Linked DNA regions of Mus musculus: region 1 is linked to region 2. A link is a loop called in an ENCODE intact Hi-C map of the cell type or tissue named here. Cell type or tissue: left cerebral cortex. All regions are shown on one strand. Links, peaks and the distances in the headings refer to the core of each region. The heading gives the core; the rest is flanking DNA.

Evidence for each region. A loop is a pair of places that touch in the nucleus more often than their neighbours do. Peaks named below come from ENCODE experiments on the same cell type or tissue, not always from the same donor. Only the 100,000 strongest peaks of a DNase experiment are listed, where the experiment ranks them.
Region 1: a loop joins it to region 2, with 5 times the contacts of the local background. A loop is called at or near these places in 2 of 42 quality-filtered maps.

What each region holds. Positions count from the first base shown.
Region 1 is chr2:70,851,248-70,854,165 of GRCm38, forward strand. No RefSeq gene overlaps it. Among named protein-coding and RNA genes, the nearest start is that of Gm39842, 14 kb to the left of the region's middle. In left cerebral cortex, for the core only: no CTCF peak of the experiment used is centred there; DNase peaks (open chromatin) are centred at 1,775 and 2,328; H3K4me3 peaks cover 546 bases; H3K27ac peaks cover 1,236 bases.
Region 2 is chr2:70,957,177-70,960,094 of GRCm38, forward strand. No RefSeq gene overlaps it. Among named protein-coding and RNA genes, the nearest start is that of Gm39843, 36 kb to the left of the region's middle. In left cerebral cortex, for the core only: no CTCF peak of the experiment used is centred there; DNase peaks (open chromatin) are centred at 1,527, 1,975 and 2,448; H3K27ac peaks cover 1,585 bases.

The sequences.
Region 1 (2,918 bases), core at 302-2,801, 110 kb before region 2:
GGAACAGGGACCCAAAAGCATACCATGAAATAGAAACTAAAAATAACTGAAGGTCCAAGAGAAGGCTCAACAGGTAAAGGTGTTCGCCACCAAACCTGACAGCCAAGCTCAGGCCAAAGATCTCATATGGTACAAGGAGAGAACCAACTATTGCAGGTCACCTTGACTTCCACATATGTGTTGTGGTGCATGCACATACACATCATCACGTATACATACATACTAAATACATAGAAGTCTTTAAAAAAAAATCATTGAAGTTTAAGAGCACCGAGAGTAATGAAAAGCCAGATGAAATCCATGTGTCCAATCCATTCGGTTGACGCAGGAGAACTCTCTGGTAGGCTCTCAGTAAAATTGTGGTAAGTTCTGAAACATCAGTCTTCATGAGAGCTCCAAAACACTGTGGCTTATGCAGTGACTGGACAGACTTAAAAGCTCATTTTATAAAGTCCTAATATGCACATGAAGACCCACCAATATACCTTATTGGAACACAATGCAGAACATTGTTCATGACATATAAAAAAAATTACAACAAACTCATCTATATCGTTTGTGTTTAATAATTAATTCTAGTTTACAAGGAGGAAAATGAAGACATATGAAATAAAAAGCTATTGTAAAAATGATCTGAAGTCAATCAGCATTGCATCCTAAGCGAGATTTCCATGTAACCAGACTTGAAAGTCTTCAGAATTCAGAATTGGAGTTGGGACTTTATGTGCCCTAGACAAATGCTCTGAGCTACACTACCAATCCTGTGCAACCAGATAGTTGCAATGAAATTTAAATTAAATGTAAAATTAGCTCAACTAGTAGACGTATAATTTTAAGATTTCAAACATCTCTTAACTGCAAAATGTCAATGAGAGATAGATTGGCATATGGGAACACAGCTTATTTATTACATAAACCAATTCATTTATTTAAATGTTAGACGTTCCATGGATGGCAGCTAAAGACATTCTGTCCCTGGATCCTTAGTCCAAAATCTCTACCATGAGAAATGGTTCAATGTGAGGAGGCATTCATTAGCAAATAACAGGAGATGTGCCCTTCCTCCTCCCCCTACATCCCAAGAAGTTGCAAGGTAAACAGTGACAAAGACCACAGGTTTCCTGTGGCTCTGTCTTAGCATGTGACTTTTATCCTCATACTGTCATTTTGTGGTCAAAAGATGGGTATCTCGTCTTTAGTATGATACAGAAATTCCAAACAAGAAGAAAACAACACAGTGAAAAAAAAAAAAAAAAGAACGTGTGAAACCTCCATTAAGCTACATGGATGTACAATCGTACAATCGTACAGCCAACCGTACAGCAGCTTTCCAGCACTTGAGAGGCAGAGGCGAGGGGTGGGGGTGGGGTGGGGTGGGGGTGGGGTTGCTACAAATGTGTGTGTGTGTGTGTGTGTGTGTGTGTGTGAGAGAGAGAGAGACAGAGAGAGAGAGAGAGAGCGAGCACTCCAGGTTTTGCCAAGTCTACATCATAAGGACCCCCTCCCCAAAAAAAAGCCTCCACTTAGTGAGGGAAAGATTCTGGTAATATATTCACAGGTCATATGTTTCTGTCAGATTTACACAATGAAGACATTCTCGCTGCTGTCAGTAACGCTCCGCTTTTTCACAGAAGCTTCTCTGCTACCCTTGGAACGGCAAGGCTACTTGGGAGCTCAGATTATGGGGAAGTTAAACTGAGGATACATTCAGTTTGAATTCAGTGGGATATATTTAGGAGGTTCACAGTCACTTCTGCGCGCACACTTGAGTTAGTGCCAGCCATGAAAGCGCAGGGATCTTTTTCAGGAAAATCCCTGCTGCCCACTGCGGTAACTCATCTGGCCCTGTGGAAGGAAGGTAGAGAGCAGAGGGCTCAGCATCAGCTCCTTCCCGAACTGCAGGGAGAGCACAGAGATAGCAACTGTTAAGTGAGTGTCTTCATTCATCGAGGATTCCATTAGTCACCGACAAGAGTGCTCCGGATGCTCTGAAACCTGACAAAGAAACTTGATACGGGTTTCCAACATCTGACATTAATCGGGAAATTTTACACGACATTCCCATTAACTTAGGATGTTGCCACGATTCGTGCATGATTTATCCACACCGAAACTCACGTGGAGATTTGATTTTTCAATGTAAGGATGTTAAGAGTGAGTTAGGTCAAGGGGCTGTGCCCTCGTGGGTGGAAGAGTGTTTGAACTAGCCACACTAGGGGGCCAAGCACCAGCCAGGTGGCCTGGGAGTGAGGTGGCCTTCTTGGGACTGGATCAGTTTCCTTGGGAGCAGGCTATTTTAAACCAAGGTGACCACTCATGCTTAGCCTCTTCCACAAACACACTCTCTACTCTCAAAAACATTCCTGCCATCTGCAGCGAGGCTCGTACCAGAAGCTAGGCAGATGCTGTGCTCCACCCTAGTATATGAGAACTGAGCTAAACAAGTCTATAATCTTTATTCATTATCTAGCCTCAGGAATTTTGTTACAGCAACCTAAAGGAACTAAAATAAAAAGACTTAGAAGATTCTCTAAGATTATAGTCCATAATAAAACAAATCCACTAAAGAAAATCTGGATTATCTTTCTACATTATGTAAAATGCTCTCTAAAATGTGAGCTTTTTACCTGTGCCTGAGAGTTCATGCGCATACTCCCAGCTGACAAGAGGAGGGTTGCTGCGAATTTGAGGTCAGTTTGGACTCCACTGAATAAGATAATGCCTTAACAGCAAACAAATAAATAAAGGAAATTTTATACAGTGTTGGAATTGCAGATGGTGCCTCCATGCCTAGCAAAGAGCAACATTTGTTTCTAATTTTGTGTTTTCTTTTCTTTCCTTTTGTTCCCAACGAATTCCCTTTACCTCTTTGCCTGTAAACCCTGTAGCTTTCATACCACTGCCTGTGTGCCTCAAGG
Region 2 (2,918 bases), core at 323-2,822:
AGGAATGCCTAAGAATATACGCGTGTGAGGATGAGGACACACACCTTTCTGGATCCTGAATCTTACCTTTCATTTGGATTAAAAAAACAAAACAAAACAAAAAACACCACTAACAACAGAAACCCTATCTTCTAGAAATTCAAAGTGGATCGTGCGTATTAAAATAAATGAGCGCCGTGAAGGAAGAACTGTGAGAAGCGAGAAAAGTAATTACCCTTGGAGGCAGAAATTTTCCTCTTGCTTCAGGGCCGTGTGCTACGCAGGCAATTTCAGCCATTTTCTCTCAGGTGATTTTTAGTACTGAGTTCCCAGCGCTGCCCAGGGGTGCCGTGGTCTCGCTCACCTGCAGGAGCTGCATGCCGCTAAAGATGGATGGAGAGGGACCATTCTGTTAGGCAGGACAGGGCCTCGGGAGGGAGACATGTTACTCCAAGGAGGCAGAAATCAAGAGAAATGAGGCAGCGACTGCGTGATGCTGCTTGTGCTAAGTACTGAACAGTGAAAAAGAAAAATTTAAACCGCACTAATGCAATCAACTCAATAGCATCTCATCATTAATTTTAGGAACTCACAGCGTTTAGAGCAGTTTTCCCCAGTGAAAAGGCCTTAAAAGCCCGAAGGGTTAGTGCACCTCCCACGGTGGTTTTTGAAACAATCCTACTTGATATACAAAGATTAACTGAGGAAAACTTAATTGCTACTTTTTTTTTCCTGTAATGGACTAGGAAGTAGCTCTGAAAAGGAACTATAGGTTGAGAACATTGCCAAGGAATTTGTGTAAGTATAGCAAAATGCACATTTTTCCTGGATCCAGTTTCATTAGCCCATGTAGAAGAGATGAGGTTGGTGTTTGTTGGTGTCGGGGAACCTATCAAGGGTCATCTTCTTTGTAACATCTGAGAGCAAAGCTCCCTGCACCCCCCACCCACCCCCACCCCGGCGCCGGGGGGGTGGGCTCTCTGCTTTCCTTAGTAGCTGCTTGTTAAAGAAAATCATGTTTAAGACACAGAACACACAGAACACTGAGATGCCAAGTTCACAGGTATCTGGACACTGTGACTACTTCAAGTCCAATATTGATCCCACCCACACCCTTTCTGCAGTGCTCATCTGCCTCTCTCTAGCTCAGTGGTTCTCAACCTTCCTAATGCTGCAACTCTTTAATATAGTGCTTCATGCCGTGGGGACCTCCATCCATAAAATTATTTTCACTATTACTTCATTAACTGTAATTTTGCTACTGTTACGAGTTGGAATGCAACAACCAGTGTTTTCCGATGGTCTTAGGTGGCCTCCTGTGAAAAGGTCGGTTGACTCCAAGGTGGGGCTGTGCCCACCGGTTGAGAATCACTACTCTAGCTTCTCCTTCTTAAAGGTTAAGTGGTTGTGAGGCCGCAGGCAACAGAGAATCAATAGCTGTTGTTTTAAGTTCTTGGCCAAGCAGTGGCACCTGTAGCTTGCCTCTGACAGCTCCAGCGGCAGCTGAGGGTGGGCTGTCTTCAACCATCTGGAGATTTTAATGTGTTCCACCCATCTCATACCAATGTGTTTTGTCCAAGCTGGGTTTACTGTGCTCTGAGCCCTTTGAGGTGGTGTTCAGGGGAGCTGTGCTCTGTAGCCTCCTGCATAGGCCTCGCAGGTGTGCTTGTGTCTTTTCCAGCTGATGCTATTTTTCTTGACCTCGCCCCCCTCTCCCTCCCCCCCCCCCGCCCCCGTAGGCTCTCACCCGCACAGCTATTATCACTTGCTTGTTGCTGCACTTTGCTGATTCATACTCATAGGAAAAAGTAATTTTGTCTTCAACACCTCTTCCTTGTCATTTAAGGCCTATGTTAATGAAAGGCAGATTTTGGCACCTACTCTCCTCTATAGCTCTGAGGCCATAACACAGGTTTATTAAAAAAACGAAGATGCAAGAGTTCTTTTACTTCCATTTATATCTATAACCCCATGCAAACCAGCGTGCAGGGTACCTTTGCGCCTTTCGAATCCCAGACCGTATTCCAAAAAAGGATCCACATTTCATGTTTGAATTGGCATTAATGTGTCATTCATGTACACACAGGCTTTAAATAAAGATGTTTCATGCATGCTTTCTTTCTGACACCTCCCGACTTCACAGATTTTTTTAGGTTACAGTACAGCCAAATCCCTCTGAAGATGTTTTAAGGGCCTTTTCCCTTCCTTGAATTTTCCTTTTAACTTAAAGTGAGGAGTACGCAAGTGCTGTGTGCTCTGCTAGGAGGTACGCCAGGTTCAAGGCTGAGCCTGTGGGGTCTCCGGGATGGGAGCAGGGGGTTGGGGGTGGGGCACAGCTGAGCAGACTCAGAATGCTGCAGAGAACTGATTGAGGGGTTTTGCTCTGTCATTCCTCACGGGTCACCTCCCTTCCCTCCTTCCTTTCCATTTTATAACCCAGTCAAGTGTGACCTACTTTTTTCACTGAATGACCGGATCTTCGATGAGCAGGAGGATCCTTGAGGGTTCTACGAGCCAAGCTCCCACAAGCTCTGCACCACATTTAGAGGCTCTCTATTCCTCAGTGTTTTTCCCAGCAGCCTGTGAACCCACAAATGAAAAGGATTTTGGAGTAAAGGCAATTCCAGGTCTACATCCTGACTCTGTCACTTAATACCTCTAATATCCTGGGCGAGTTACCGAGGATTTCAGAGCACCCGCCTCATCTGTTAAATGGCCCCAGTAACAGCTAATTCATAGGCTCTTGGGAATCAAATGAAGTACCTACTGTATACAAAATCAGCACTCAGAGCTGAATGGAGAGTAGTGAAGTGGTTCAATGGGACCTGGAACCTATTCTTTTCCTGGGAGACTCCCAGGCAATACCTTTCCCACAGCACAGTACTGTTGTTCTCTCAGTGTCTCAAAAAGCATTGAAAAAGTACATGTTGAGTGCTGTG